Linked DNA regions of Mus musculus: region 1 is linked to region 2. Evidence: chromatin loops called from intact Hi-C (ENCODE). Cell type or tissue: heart. All regions are shown on one strand.

Region 1 (8,000 bases), 170 kb after region 2:
ATATGTAACTCTTTGCTAGCCTCATTGGTAACATTCACTCTGTTTACTGGCTGTTTGCATTGCTGCTTTAGGACTTGCCTATTAAAGTCTAGTTGCCCACTCTTGATTTTGTAAGAGCTGTTAGTTCTGTCTTCTGGTATGTCAACGAGCCTTTGTTGCTATGAGAAAACATCTGAGAAAAACAACTTATAGGTAGAAAGATTTATTTGGGTTCAAAGGTTCAAAGGTTTCAGTTCATAGACTCTGTGGTGAGGCCGATCACCATGGGAACAGAACAGAACAAAGCCACTCACCTCTTTAGAGGCAGGAGGTGGAGAGTGAGCAGAAAGGCTAGAAACAAGATACATCCTCGAAAGTCATTTGCCCAGTGACCTACTTCCTCCTCCTCTACCAGGTTATCATCATTTCCAAATAGTGCCACAAATTATTCACAAACAATGGGTCGGTCCATTACTGAGGTCAGTCATCATGATCCCAGCAGCGTTCCAAAGCCCCATCTCTAAATACTGCTACACACAGAAGCCTTCAACACAGGAGCCTCTGCGGACATTCATAAGCAAACCGTATCGCCTTACTTGTCTTTTTTTTTTCTTGTAAACTTTATACCAGATTTACTCATACAGAATCCATATGCCAAGTTGTCAACCATTAGACTTCCGGTACTTTAATCGTTTCATCATAAGAAAAGTTGCCTTGATTGGTCTTCATGTGGGTCCCCTAACAATTGGAGCAGGGGTGGGGGAGCTGTCTATCGCTCTGTTGCCTGCTACTGGATCCCCTTCCCCTAACTGGACTACCTGGTTAGGCCTCAGTGGGAAAGGATGTGCTAAGTCCTGCTACTACTGGATGTCTCAGAGAAGGGTGGTACTGAAGGTGTGGGGGAGGGGGGCTTCCCCTCCTCAGAAAAGAAGAGAAGAGAAGGGGAGGGAAGGGAAGGGAAGGGAAGGGAAGGGGAGGGGAGGGGAGGGGAAGGGAAGGGAAGGGGAAGGGAAGGAAGGGGAGGGGAGGGGAGGGGAGGGGAAGGGAAGGGAAGGGAAGAGAATAGGTTAAGGGATTTGTAAGGGTGGGACTGTGAAGAGAGGAGGGAGGGGGCTACAATTGGGATGTAAAGTGAATAGATAGATAGATAGATAGATAGATAGATAGATAGATAGATAGATAGATAGATAGATAGATAGATGGGGGGGGGAGAAAAGTTGCCTCTGAAACCATAAATCTGAGTTTTCCCCTCTATCCAGCTTGTTTATTATTCTGCATCCTTCTCTCTCTTCCTCTCTTCCTCTCTTCTCTCTTCCTCTCTCTTCTTCTCTCTTCCTCTCTCCCTCTCTCTTCCTCTCTCTTCCTCTTTCTTCCTCTCTTCCTCTATTCCTCTCTTCCTCTCTTCCTCTCTTCCTCTCCTCCTCTCTTCCTCTTTTCCTCTTTTCCTCCCCAGCAGTGCATCTCACACCCGAATGTAGGACGGATCTCTGGAACTCTATTAAGGCTTGCAATGGGATGAGAGAACCAGAATTTTTGCATGCTCCAGGTGACATCACTGTCCTTAGATCACACTTAAGGTCACTAGTGCTAAACCTTCAGGACCCCAGCCCTCTGATTCCCTACTCAGTCCTTCTTGCCACATGTCAACCTCCAGGGCAGCAAGTGCAACTTTTTCTCACCCCTTCGTTTTCTCGGAATACCGAATACAGTGGGCAATCCATCTCAGCACTGACAAAGCCACCATCTCCCAGTCTCCAGCCACAGAGCCACTCACTACACTAGTGGCCCTCAACCTTCTCAATGCTGTGACCCCTTGATACAGTTCCTCACATTGTGGTGACTCCCACCCATAAAACTATTTCGTTGCTACCTCCTAACTGTAATTTTGCTACCATTGTGAAATGTAATCTGATAGGAGACCCCTGCGAAAGGGTTGTTCATGGCCAACAGGTTAAGATGTGCTGCTGTGCTCCAGGAAGTGACACCCCTTCCGTTTACTTCTGCAGCAGTCTGTGATCTCTAGTGAGACAATTCTTCATTTCGCTCATCTCCTTCCTGTCCCACATAATAACTGCATAAACTCCGTGGCTGCCCCCCAAGCCACACCCCTCTCCTTTCCTTTCAGCTCTTTCAACCCATGATCAGTGAAAGGAGAAGCTCTCCCAAGCCCATGGTGGCAGTACATTTAGCACAGCAACAGCTATGTCCGAAAATGTAAGCGCTGTGTTAAGGTTTCCCAATCGTCAGAAAATTCTCCTTAAAGACGTATTCATTAAGCTGGGTGTATTTAATAAACACGTCATGGCTCTAACGATGTGCCTACCAACCTTATTCAAGGCGTTAGATTGACTGCCATTTTACATAGTTCTTAGTACGCCTAGCACAGTGAATTCACATAGTCCTGGGGTCAGAGGAAGGACTTACTGCCTGAAATCACAGGAGACCTTGAAGATCCCTCAGACCTCATAACCTTACACCATCTGTATTTGTAAGAGAGGGCAGGCAGTCCTTCACCCCAGGTTCTCCACTGTGTCCCTCCCCACTTAAACCTCTAAAACAGTGGCTCTCAACCTTCCTAATGCTGCAACCCTTTAATACATTTCCCTATTTTGTGCTGACCCCCCGCCTAACCATAAAACCATTTCGTTGTGACTTCATTGTAATTTTGTTACTCTTATGAAACGCAAAGTAAATATCTGTTATTCAGGAAATCCCTGTGAAAGTCCCTATGTCCTCAGGGGGTCTCCACCCACAGGCTGAGAACCTCTGCTTTAAAACATTAATTCTTTTATTAGTCGTATGTAAGGGGCGGGCGGGGGGGGGGGCGCGGTGCAGCAAGGATCACGTTGTGCCTGTTGCCGTCAGAGAACAACTCAGTGGAGTCGGTCTCTCCTTCTACCTTTAGATGGCTTCTGAGACTGCAATTCCGGGAGCCAGATTCGCAGCCCAAGAATCTTAATCCTCTCAGTGATCTCTCCTACCCTCAAGGACCCTTTTAAGAAAAACCCTCTCCTTCTGTACACTGGGAAGAAAATTCCATCCCCTCAATTTGGGATGGTCCCTGCCGTCACTATTTAAAAAGAATCTGTTCAAGATGTGTTATAACAAATCGGTAGTTTTCCGAGTTTGTTTGCCCCAGACCCTTGCAGGAGCCGGTGTTTCTTTAACAGTGTATGTAAATCCATGGGACAGAGAGACTGTGCGTGTGGTGCCCTTTAGAACATGATGGCCCCTTGTCACGAACCCACTTCTCACCAGTCACGATCTGTGTTCTCTTTAATGCAAACACAGGTCACCCCCTCCACCCAGAAAGCAGAATTTTAGGCAGAAGCACCGGAACTGGCCTGAGGACCACGGAGCAGCGACGACAGCAGCTCTGCTTTTGTCCTGCGAGTTGGTCACAAACTCAACTCTGATTCAGTCAAATGCTATCTACTAGACACTTTTGTTGGACATGGTCCTGTACCGCACACTCGGCACACGTAAGGCTCACACACATGTTCTCTCTTGAAAGCTCCCTGGCTTTCTCAGTTGCAGCACAGGGCTGAAAGCCTGGCCCAGCTTGGACTCCAGGTGGCCCGCCCACCGCCCACCGTGGGCACCATCTGCGCAGCGTTCCCGGGACCGCGGTGGCGGAGGGCAGGCCCCACGTCCAACACGGGCTCCGACAGGTCATGCCCCACCGCCCACCAGGCTCGCTCGCTGTCCTCAATACCCTGCAGGGCACGTTGTCCTGGGAGCTAGGGCGGAGATCCCGCCCCACGGGGCGGGAGCGGCGCGGAGCGGGCGTGTTGGTGGGCGTGTCGCCCGGGGCCCGCCCCTCTGTCCGGACTATAACTCCCCCGAGCGCCCAGCGCTCGCCGGCGGGCGGAGACGCGCGCCTGGTACTGGTGAGGTTTGCGGAAGGGTGCTGCTGCGGGGACTCGGGCGGGCTGCGGGGCTCCGGTGGGAACACCTTCACCTGGCTCCTCGGAGGAGGGAGCGTAGAGCTCAGGTGCCCCCGAGGGCGGAGAGGACTCGGGGCTGGCGATGCCCGCGCTTCTCCGTGGCGGACCCAGCTGCTCACTTCTCCTCCATCTCTAGGACATGGACCGCGCGCGCCTGTGGCTGGGGCTTCTGCTGCCCGTGGTGGCCGCCCTGGATTTCCGATATCACCACCAGGAAGGGATGGAGGCGTTCCTAAAGAGCGTGGCTCAGAACTACAGTTCGATCACGCACTTGCACAGCATCGGGAAATCTGTGAGAGGTAGGTGGCTTCCTGCGCACATCCCTAACCCTCAACCCGCGTTCAAAAGTAAGTTGAACGACAGCGTCTGGTCCCCTGTTGGTGAGGCTCTCCAAACGCGCTCCACGCAGGTAAAGCACACCTTGCCCAGTCAGGGGTTTCCTGCTTTTGTTTGTTGTTGTTTGTTGGTTGATTTTTTGTTTTTATTTTTGTTTTGTTTTTTCAATTTTGTTACATCAGGAGAGCGGTAAGAGGAACTGTATATATATATTGTCGTTTCTCTACAGAGAGTCATTGTCGCTTAGTCCTCTGTTTTATTGCCGTTGGGGATCGGGAAGTAATTATCTGAGAGGTGTATCTTCGTTCCTTTTCAGGGTAAACATCTTCCTCAGTTTCCCTTTTTGTTGGCTTCCTTGCATACTGATTGTGACTGTTAACTACGGATTCCTCAGGTCATTTTAAAACTAGACAGTGCCATACTTTTGTCGAGTTCTACACATATGTGATTAACCCGATAGCTTAAAGTTATGAGAAAATGTAGGTCTATGTCTAAAGGCTGTTTTTGAAGGATACACCTGCTTGGTAGTAAGTCACAACGAATGATCTCCTTAGCATTTGCAAATGTATCACTTAGTCTGCTTTACTTTTGAAACTATATATTCTTAGTGGAGAGAGTAGATGGGGATCCAAGAAGTTAAGAATTTTGGTCGAGTTACCTAGATGGCGATTCTATCCATCCATCCATCTAGCTAGCTAGCTCCTGGAGATAAAACTCAAGACCTCATTTGTGTTCCGCATTGTATCGTTAACCTAACCTGCTAGCCATAGAGGGTGAAGTTTTAGCCAGGACCTGCACCTGATCATTTTGGGTGGGGCAAATAAATTTAGCAGCTAGCATCATCTCCTAATCTTTTGTTACTACGCTGATTCTCACAAAAGTGGTTACCAGAAAACTTAATGCCTGGAATGAAAGAGCCCTGAAGTTCATGCAGTTTGGCTCAGCTGTGGAAGTTGTGTTCAAAAGTTCTGACCTGCAGTTTAGCACTGATCTCTTGACTCGACTGGAAGTCTCATAACCACATTACTAAGCAACCAGTCACTTCTCATAACTGTTAATGTCATGGTTCAGTTCTTGTATTACAGAGAAATATTAAAAATGCAATAAAAACAGCTTTGACTGTGTAATAGAAGCTTTATTTTGAAGCAGCATTGCCAGAGTTGGTGTCAGAAATCATCTAAGGGCTGGAGAGATGGCTCAGCGGTTAAGAGCACTGATTGCTCTTCTGAAGGTCCTGAGTTCAAATCCCAGCAACCACATGGTGGCTCATAACCATCTGTAATGGGATCCAACGCCCTCTTCTGGTGTGTCTGAAGAGAGCAATGGTGTACTCATATACATTTAATGAATAAATCTTAAAAAAAAAAGGAAATAATCTGAAATCCTCTGATCACCACAAACCCCAAGTATGGAGGTTAGTTATATGGAAAGTTATATCTTGAATCAGCATCTAGATTGAGTCTCTTAAAATAATTTATCCAAGGGCTAGAGTAGAGCAAATTTAAAGGATCTAAGAAGCCAGGCAGTGGTGGTGCCTGCCTTTAATCCCAACACTTGGGATTTCTGAGTTCGAGGCCAGCCTGATCTACAGAGTGAGTTCCAGGACAGCCAGGGCTATACAGAGAAACCCTGTCTCGAAAGAAACAAACAGAAAAAGAAGGTCTAAGAATACTAATTAATATAAAAGAAATGTACATCGCAACTAACTTGCTGTTATTGTTCAATCATTTTGTAACTACCAAGGTGATGGGATGCTGTTAGTCCAAGTACCACAGGACTCGTGTGCTTTTGTGTTTTCAAACACAAGGTTCTTAGGACAGATGTATGAGACTGTCCGCCTGCGAGCCGCCTGCTCACCTGAACTCAAACCTCGGGAAGAGTGAATGGAAGCCAGTAGACTTACTTGATCTTTATCTTTAACCTTGTATGCGCTTCAGTGGTTAAAGGATGAAGGGACTGTGGTGTAAGAAATAAAGCTGGCACCAGCAGCCAGATACTTGTGCTGTGTATGCATCTCTAAGTAATTACTTGGATTAGGGGGGAAAAAAATCCCAAATCTACCGTTAGGTTCCAGGGTAGGTCAAACTGTACACCTATGATTGACACCCGGTTGCCAAGGTGTCCCTGAATTTTAGTGTGATCACTGAGGTGTGGTGATTCTTGATGGCGCTCTTTCCCGGACATTTGCCCTCCGGTGTGAGGTATGTGTACTTAGCACATGGGGTTTACCCTGGTTGTCTTTATTTACTTTTTACCGCTATTAATATGGGCAGCCTCACCCGGACGAGGAAATAATGGCTAATTGGGCAAGCGCACCAGTGCACCTTGGGTTTTGTGAGTCTCTGTCATGTTTCCATTACTGCAGTTATGAATTTTACTTCCTTCCCCACTGCACACTACTTTAATATTTATTTTTAGGAAATATGATTTCAGACAGCTGATGAATTCTCTTGGTTTTAGACTCTGATTATGTGTGTTTTGTTAGTCATTCCCCATGTTGGGACGTTGGAATACTTTCTGATTCTGTTATAAATGATGATATAAATCCATCGATACATATCTTACATACATGCATTAGTGTACATGCATGCTTTGTCTACAGAATCCAAAGAGGGCATCATATCTCCCTGGAACTGAGGTTCCAACAATAGCAGCTTCCGCGTGGGTGCTGGGAACTTGATGTGGGTCCTCTAGAGAAGCAGCCAGTGCTCTTAACCAGTGAGCTGTCTTTCCAGCCCTGAACTTTTACTTAAAAAAAAAATTGAAACCTACACATTTGAGCACAAATTTACTTTTAACCTAGATTTAGACATAGTAGATGAGCCATATTTGACTCTAGGTTTTGAAGGCATCCTTAAAACTTGTTGACATGGTGTAGAAAAATCTTAGGTGAAAAACGAGAAAAGCAGTACCAAGTGGACCAGGGCACAATATTCACTGTCAGTGGTGTGTGTGTATGTGTGTGTGTGTGTGTGTGTGTGTGTGTGTGTGTGTGTGTGTGTGTATGTATGTGTGTGTATGTGTGTGTGTATGTATGTGTGTGTGTATGTGTGTGTATGTGTGTGTATGTGTGTGTACGTGTATGCGTGTATATGTGTGTGTGTGTATGTGTGTGTGTATGTGTATATGTGTGTGTATGTGTGTGTATGTGTGTGTGTGTGTTCATGAATTGCATAATTTGTTGAGCAAACAGACATATCTCATCTGTCCCTTGCTATCAGGTATCCTCCTTCAGATACAAATGTATTTATTACTAATTTCTCAGGCTTGGCCATCTGCATCTCACTAAACCAGTTTAGGACTATTGCTTGGTGGGTTGTTTTTTTTTTTTCTTTTTGTAGGAGGGTGTTTTGTTTTGGTTTGGTTTTGGTTTCCTGAAATAGGGTTTTGGCTCTGGAGTTTGTTGTTTTGTTTTGTTTATTTTCCATTCGTTTTTTTTTTAATGAGTTATTTCTTTATTATACATAAGTATACTGTAACTGTCTTCAGACAGTTTTTCTTGCTCCGGCCCTGCTTGCTCACTGTAGCTGTCTTCAGACACCCCAGAAGAGGGCATCAGATCTCATTACAGGTGGTTGTGAGCCATCATGTGGTTGCTGGGATTTGAATTCACATCCTTCGCCCTTCGGAAGAGCAGTTGGCACTCTTAACCGCTGAGCCATCTTTACAGCCCCTTGCTTGTTTTGTTTGTTATTTTGAGACAGGGTCTCACTGTCTGTCCTGGGTAGCCCTTGCTGT
Region 2 (8,000 bases):
ACCTTCAATCTTAGCACATAGACAGAGGCAGGCAGATCTCTGTGAGTTTGGAGTCAGCCTATTCTATGTAGTGAGTTCCAGGACAGCCAGGGCCTCATGGTGAGCCCTTGTCTCAGAAAGAAGAATTGTGGAGAAGAGGCCTATGTGGACCTCTGGCCTACACACACCCACCCACACATACACACACACACACACACACACACACACACACACACACACACAGACACCACAGAGATTTTTTTATTGGTAAAAAAAGATTCTACTAGAATCAAGTGTCTAAATAATAGGATTTAACCAAGGGGATCAAAAGGGATTAGAGTGAAACACCAAACCCACGAAGACAAAGAAAATCGAAACCAGAAACCACTCTCTCCCCACTTCCTGCTGGCTCATTTCCAGGTGCCTTTCTGTCTGGTCCCATTGTCTTACTTACTTGATAATCTCCCTGGGCCAGGAGGGTGTTGATTTAGAGCACCTCCTACTCCGACTGATAACAGCCTCCAGGCCTTCCATGCTCTGTGGGGTCTTCTTCAGCCTCCTAATGGCCCACCCGCTGTGCTTTCTGTTACAAATGTGAAAACCTTCATCCCCGCTAACCTACCAAGTGGTAAGGTGTTATTTATTGAACAGATACCAGGAGCACATGAAGGGCCGGGGGCACAGCTCTAAATGGTTGGGGAACCTCAGAGAGCCAAACAGATAAGAAACCTGCTCTTAGCTGCTTGTATCTTCCTGAGGTGGGAGAGGGTGCCCAGAGAATACTCAGAAACACAACAAGCAAGTGTAAGGTGTACTTGGCAGGTGGGCTATGGGAAAGGTCACAGTACAGGGATGGAGGAGGGCACCTGATTCTCCCCTGTTATCAGTGGGAGGCTGCAGTGGAGCAAAACACCCCCAGTCCAGATCTGCCCAGCTTCTGCCCTAATTTCCAGTTTGATCTATCTGGGACCCTTTCCTTGATCTCCACTGAAAACAGGAACGATGTTAAGTGCAGCTAGGCACGCATATCCTAAAGCCGGACTATTTGAAACAGATTTCCAGCTCAGCAAAATGCTCCCCTTGGACCAGTAAGCTGCTCTCTGCTAATAAAATTTACCTGTGTCACAGGTTATGGAGAGGGTGATGTCACCCACGGAGAGAGTGATGTCACCCATGGAGAGGGTGATGTCACCTATGGAGAGGGTGAAGTATGTTTAGCATAAGATGAGCAGAGCTGAGCGTGGCACAGCGGGGCAGATGTCACATTAAAGACAGAATGCCCGAACTGTGGGGTGGAGGACAGCGTCTGCTCAGAAAACGATGGCAGGGTGAGGTTGTGCGACCCATTTCTACCCTTCAACAGCTGTACAGCCTGCTGTGTGGGCCCCCCTGCTCAAAGCCCGAGGCTATGCCAACATGAACACAAGCATGCCTCTTCTTGTATCCATTGGTGTGTTTCCGAAAACCGCTCTTGGTTTTCTGTAGTGAGGAGGGTGGGGGGTTGTTTGTTTAAAACTTTATAAACAGAAGAATTTTTTAAAAATCTTATAGTCACTGTAATTTACATGGTACAGGGCTGGCACTGACAGGTCCCTTCAATGACAAGTCCGTTCAATGACAGAGAGTTTGTCTGAAGCCCAGGCTTGGGTCTCCAGAATCTCTGCACCAAACCAATTGTGCAGTACATTGATCACTACTGATGGAGAAATAGGAGTTACCTTTCTGTTTTCAAGATCTATCTATCTATCCGTCTATCTATCTATCTATCTATCTATCTATCTATCTATCTATCCATGAGATCTTAGAGTTGAACAACAGGAAACTATACCAGTGTTCCAAACCACCTGGCAACTGTCAGATGTTGCCAGTCACAAAATCCACTTCCAATAAGATGCCAGACCTGTCAGCAGCCTTGGTTTGGGAGGTTCTTAGGGACACTTGCTACTGGCAATATGCTGGCAAGCCTACCATGTTCACAGCTTGTGTGAAAAATATCACCCAGGCACTTCATGTCCTGTTGCCCGACGACCTCCAACTGCTGTCCTGCCTCCCTCAGGGGGATGGGGTTAGCAGAGGATATCCACTCACAATGAGATGTCTCACTTTCTGCGTTCAGATGAGACAATTCTCACTGTTTTCTTTAGTAAGAAAATGTTTCCCGAGAGAATTCTTCTTCTTACCACATCATTGAGCTCTAAGAGAAGTTAGTATCTCTCAATGATGGAGACACACTCTTCAAGATCTAGGCTGGCCTGGTCTACATAGTGAGTTCCCTGTCACCCAGGGTGTTACAGTGAGACCCTGTCCTTTACCGAAAGCAGCCTTCATTTTAATTTGGTGTTGCTTGGCCTGTACTGTGGGGCTGTTAAAAGCCACACCCATAGCCTCTGTAGAAGAAATAGATGGCAAAAACTTCAGTAGAACATCGAGGGTGGGGCTGGAGAGATGGCTCAGCAGGTAAAAGCAATGACTGCTCTTCCAGAGGTCCTGAGTTCAAATCCCAGCAACCACATGGTGGCTCACAACCACCCGTACTGAGATCTGATGCCCTCTTCTGGTGCATCTGAAGACAGCTACAGTGTACTTGTGTATAATAATAAATAAATCTTTGGGCCAGGGTTGACCGGAGCAAGCAGAGGTCCTAAAACCTCAATTCCCAACAACTACATGAAGGCTCACAACCATCTGTACATCTACAGTGTACTCATATACATAAAATGAATAAATAAATCTTAAAACAAAGAAAAAGAACATTGAGGGTGGATGAGATTGACCAGCTTGTCTTAGGAAGGAAAGAAGGCTCAGGATTTTGCCAATGACCAAGGGTTTCTGCCAGTCTCATCACCTCGGAAGCTGAGAATGAAGGCATGGAAGAGAAAATTCTGCAGGGCTGAGTTAGGGTTCCAGTGATGTGGCACATTACCTGAGATGCACATATTCAATAACTTTTCTCTTTCACTACCTCTGCTGGGTGGTGGACTAGAGGAGAGGGTGAACCTTTTTAAAAGTAGGCTGGAAAAAAAATGTGTGCCTCCAGGGCCTCTTCAAGGGCACACCCCAATGTCCTGTGTTCCTTTATCCCCCTTCCTAACCGTTCTCAACCTTCCTAACACTTCCACTCTTTGAGACAGCTCCTCATGCTAGGGTGACCCCCAACCATAAAAGTATTTTCATTGCTACTTCATAACTGTAAATTTGCTACTGTTATGAATCATGTTGTAAATATCTGATATGCAGATGGTCTAAGGCGATCCTCTGAAAGGGTCGTTTGACCCAGGTGGGTTGCGAGCTACAGGTTGAGAACAGCAGCTGTAGACACTACGGTCCTCCAAAGGGTTAACTTTGGCTCTCAGTTTGGGTTCAGAGTCCATCATAGTTGGAAGGTCCAGTGCAGACGCAAGAGGCTTCCGGTCACATTTCATCCACAGGCAGGAAGTAGAGGGCCTTGAATGCTGTCACGTGACTTAATCCTTTTCGTTTAGTCAAGGGTCCCAGCCCATAGCCTACATTAGGACGGGTCTTCTCACCTCAGCCCAACTTAGAAATCCCTCACAAACATGCTATAGGTTTGTTTTTTAGGTGATTCTAGTTCCTGCCAATCTGATGATCGAAGAGGGTGTTTTTGTTTTTTTTTTAGATTTTTATTTATTTATTTTAATTTTATGTATGAGTGGGTTTTGCCTGTTATAGCTGCACCACATGCATGTAGTGCCTCTAGAATCCAGAAGAGGGCGCCAGAAACCAATGTAACTGGAATTAGGACTGAGCCATCTTATGGATGCTCTGACCCCAACCTGGGGCCTCTGCAGGAACAGTAAGTACTCTTAACTGATGAGCCATCTCTCCAGCCCTTTTAATGATCAGTATTAACCTTGACATTTTTTAAAACATTCCATCATCTCCCAAGAACACCACAGGTGAGCGAGCAAACCTTTAGCAAACGGACTCTTAGGGGACACTTAAGGTCCAAATCATAACAAGTGGCTAGAGATGATTAAACAAGAATACTGGCAAACTCAACAAGTCTGGGCAACTCCCCTGCAGCAGCTTATCTCCCGAGATTTGTTTCAAGGACTTCTCCTGTAGTAAATTATTAAACAGTGTAAATCTACATCTGAGATAAAGCAAAAGGAAGGGAATGTTGTTTGAAGTTGGAGGTCAAACATTCAATGGCCTCGTGCTGCACGGACACCTGTCCTTTAGCACAAGCACAAGGGTTGGGTAAATGGAGACATAGTTGCAATTACCCTGTTTGAAGCGCTCCTGTTTCTGTGCCCAGGAACGGCTTGAAACCTGGAGGAGAAACACTTTCTCACCAGGGGGAATAAGGAGCTGGAAGTTTCGGGACCATCTTGCTTGCACACCTGCTGCTCAGAATCTGGGGGAGAGGCCTTTGCTAAGCCAAGTCGCCAACACAAAGCTTCTCCAAAGGCCAACAGGAATAGTGGCATTGCAAGAAGATGTGTGCCATGGTAAACTCTGAGTGTGGCCACCCCAGAGGGTCGTGAGGCAGGGCCAGCTTTTAGTGTATTCGTTGCTGGAGTTACAGAAAGGAAGGCTTCTAAAGGCAAAAATGAGAAAGATCACACAACCTCTTTTGTTGCAACAATCCTTTGGCCAGGCAGACTAGTGGACAAGGGCGTTCAAAGGTCAGAGGTCAGTCCAAATTTAAACAGAAGACGGCGGATCAAATGTCCTTGCACAATCGTGGTGTAGTGTGTAAGGTTGTAGATGCCCTTGTTCGAGGCTGTGATTCTGTCAGTCTTTGGAGGGCAGTCCTTTTTATCCAGGACTTGGTGACAGTCGCTACTCCAGGGCTTTCCAGCTTGACCTAAGTGACTCTGTTTTCTCTCTGACAACCTTTACACTTTCCAACCCCACCCTGCGAAGGCCTATACCTGATACAAGATCCCCTAAGCTGTTACCGTTCGTTCCTACGTCAGGACTTGCTCTTACCCTGTTCTCTCTGACCTACAATGTGCCATCTCAGGTGACCTTCTGTGTCCCCATGGCCTGGAGACAACGCATTGTCCTGGGCTCCCCTGTTCTACCTCCTTTTCCGCCCCTGCCACTCTGGCAAATTCTACTGTTTATTAAAGTTCCCACCCTGGCCTGTGAACTGGAAGTGGCTGTAGATTGTGGAAAGAAAATGTGGTCTTGTGTGGGAGGTTCCGGCACGGTCTAGAATTTCAGCACTCTCAGTAATTCTCACCCTGAGTTGACACAAAGACTAGGTGAGTGAAGATGCCTAGATTCTACTGTAGCTGAAATCTGGGGGGGAAGGGAGGAGGCATGAAAGGTGGGAGCACTCCTAACAGGGATCTGCCAAGTAAATGCCAGGTGTCTGAACCTGTACTGTCCAGGGAGCCTGTGTGTCTCCTCTGGACCAGGAACTGGTCTATCTTTGAGGCCACTGGGGTTCCGGAATTCAGAGCCTTCTCAGAAGCCCCTATCCCACCCCACCCCGCCCTCCGCGTGTCCCGGAGGCAGCTCAGCCACTTTGCCGGACTCCCTGCCCAGCTGAACCTCAACATTCCTGATGAGACCGAGGAAGGCGCTAATTAAACTAATCACGGGAGAGAGCTGCTTCCCGCTCGTGATCCGTTTGCGAGCACCTCCATAACGAGGTTATTATTATGTGTAAGGGGAGTTTGGCTCTAAATTTTAATTTCCTGGGACACCAGAGCCAATGCCAAGGAGGAGTTTATGGAAATGCAGCCTGATGCCAAAAACAAATTAGATTTGTTCTGCCACAGGATATTTTGTGAAGTTGTGAAGGATTGGCCACATGGGGAGAGACTTACCTTGACTGCTTCATCTCCCTGTCGGTCTATGCCCAGGCCTTAGAATATTCTCGATGTAATAAAGTCCCTTAAAATGCAGACTGATTCCTTTTTTAAATCCACATACTTAATTTATAGGCTCTTGTTCCCTGCCCTTCTCCACAGGAGAACCTTGATTGTCTTTTTTAAGCTGGGTTTTACACTGTTTTCTTCTCCTGTGTGGTTTGGGAACTATCGAAGAGAAGAACAATGCCTAACAAGGAAAAACAGAAATACTCAATTGGTGTCTGACTAATCAGGTTACGACTCAGATGGACTCTACACCATTCTCCCCAGGTAAGAGACCACAGGCTGCTTTTCTTTCCCCAGTCTGCTGTCCTGTCCCCTCCCCTCCCCTCCCCTCCCCTCCCCTCCCCTCCCCTCCCCTCCTCTCCCCTCCCCTCCCCTCCTGTCCCCTCTCTTCTCTTCCTCTTCCCCTCCCCTCCCCTTCTCCTTCCCCTCTCCCCTTCCCTCTCCTTCCTTCTTTCCTTCCTTTTTTTTTTCTCTTCCAGGATAGGGTTTCTCTGTGTAGCCCCGGTGGTTCTGGAACTTGTTCTGTAGACCAGGCTGGCCTCGAACTCAGAGACTTGTCTGTCTCTGCCTCCTGAGTTAGCCACCAGTGCGCAGGCCCAGTTTCTTTCTTCGCTGTCCCTCTCCATGCTTTAAACCCCTGGTGTATATTTGGGCAACTTCAAGATAACTCATAGGTGAGTTAAAGGTCCCAGTACCTTTGTGTACGATGTTCACAACAGTACCCTGTGATTGGCCCTCTGTTAGTTCAGTGGTTTAAGTCAACCTTGGAACACACAGAGTTCACTCTGCTTCTGAGAGTTTGTACAATAAACATGTTGTATCTGGACACAAAAGGACAAAAGATGAACAATAAGCCAGGGAGAAGAATTCCATGCTGTGCCCACAGGCAAGGTTAAATGTTGTTATTACACACAACGCTCTCCTGAGGATCTCTCCTTATCTCACCAGCCCACCTTCGGGAGTTTGCTTATTCAATGAGAATCTGTGTAATAAACCACATTGTAGTTGGGCATGAGAAGATAAAAGATGAACAGTAAATTGGGGGCAGCGGTCACATGCCGAGCTCACAGGCAAAGGCTTAGTGTTACACACAAAGCTCCCCTTAATATCTTCCCTTAGGGTTCCCTTTACGCCATAAAAACCACCCAGGAGGCTAGAGAGGTGGCTCAGCTCTTCCGAACACTTGTTGCTCTTAGAGAGAACCCAGCTTCAATGTCCAGCTTCCACATGGTGGCTCACAGCCATCTATGACTCTGTCACAAGAGATCTGTTGCCCCTTTCATAGTGGGTCAGGCCTACCTGGCTGTTGCCAGGTAACTGTGGGGAGGAGCATACCTGGCTGTTGCCAGGTAACTGTGGGGTGGAATTTAGACAGAATGCTAACAGTGGAGTCTTGGTATTCTTAGTGGGACATGGCTGAGACCAGGAGGGAGGATGTCGTGCTGAAGGTTGGCAGACAGAGAGCATAGGAAATAGTCATCTCTGGCTGGATGTGGGGGAGTGGATAGGATAGGAATATGGGATAAGCTTGCTTTGTGGGCTGAAGGCTTCTTGAACGTTGATATTCTAAATCAATTATACTTATCTATCTACCTATCTACCTACCTACCTATCCATCTATCCATCAACTATCTATCTACCTACCTACCTATCCATCTATCCATCCATCATCTATCTATCTATCTATCCATCCATCATCTATCTACCTACCTATCCATCTATCCATCCATCATCTATCTATCTATCCATCTATCCATCCATCATCTATCTATCCAGCTATTCATCCATCATCTGTCTATCCATCTATCTATATACCTACCTACCTACCTACCTACCTGTCTGTCTGTCTATCTATCTATCTATCTATCTATCATCTATCTATCTATTTGTGTATATTTGTGTTGTGTCTTGTGTGTGCTTGGGCATGTATGTACACACATGTGAAGGTCACAGGACAGGAGTTGATTCTCTTCTTCTACCAGGTAGAACCAGGGGTGGGGGGCTATTCTCAAGTATGGGCCTTGGTAACAAGAGCTTTAACCTGCTCAGCTATTTATTCCACCGGTCCAGAGATCCTAAGTTTAAGGTGACTACTTGGTATGGGCGAGGCTTTTCTTGAGTCTGTCTGGTTGCTGGGACACAGCCGAATCAGGGCATCATATGTCG

Evidence for each region. Hi-C counts contacts between places; a loop is a spot of excess contacts. Peaks named below come from ENCODE experiments on the same cell type or tissue, not always from the same donor. Only the 100,000 strongest peaks of a DNase experiment are listed, where the experiment ranks them.
Region 1: it touches region 2 in a loop (2.6-fold over the local background); 3 of 42 quality-filtered maps call a loop at or near these places.

The regions. Positions count from the first base shown.
Region 1 is chr10:117,625,659-117,633,658 of GRCm38, forward strand. Cpm (carboxypeptidase M) reads left to right here and starts at 3,842. Exons shown (of 9, transcript NM_027468.1): 1 at 3,842-3,869; 2 at 4,063-4,225. The coding sequence starts at 4,066. In heart, no CTCF peak of the experiment used is centred here; a DNase peak (open chromatin) is centred at 3,783; H3K4me3 peaks cover 1,965 bases; H3K27ac peaks cover 918 bases; H3K27me3 peaks cover 5,066 bases.
Region 2 is chr10:117,451,965-117,459,964 of GRCm38, forward strand. Gm51783 (a long non-coding RNA gene) reads left to right here and starts at 4,550. Exons shown (of 3, transcript XR_003948948.1): 1 at 4,550-5,213; 2 at 5,928-6,098. In heart, a CTCF peak has its summit at 3,698 (motif pointing right); DNase peaks (open chromatin) are centred at 407 and 3,737; H3K27ac peaks cover 744 bases; H3K27me3 peaks cover 1,239 bases.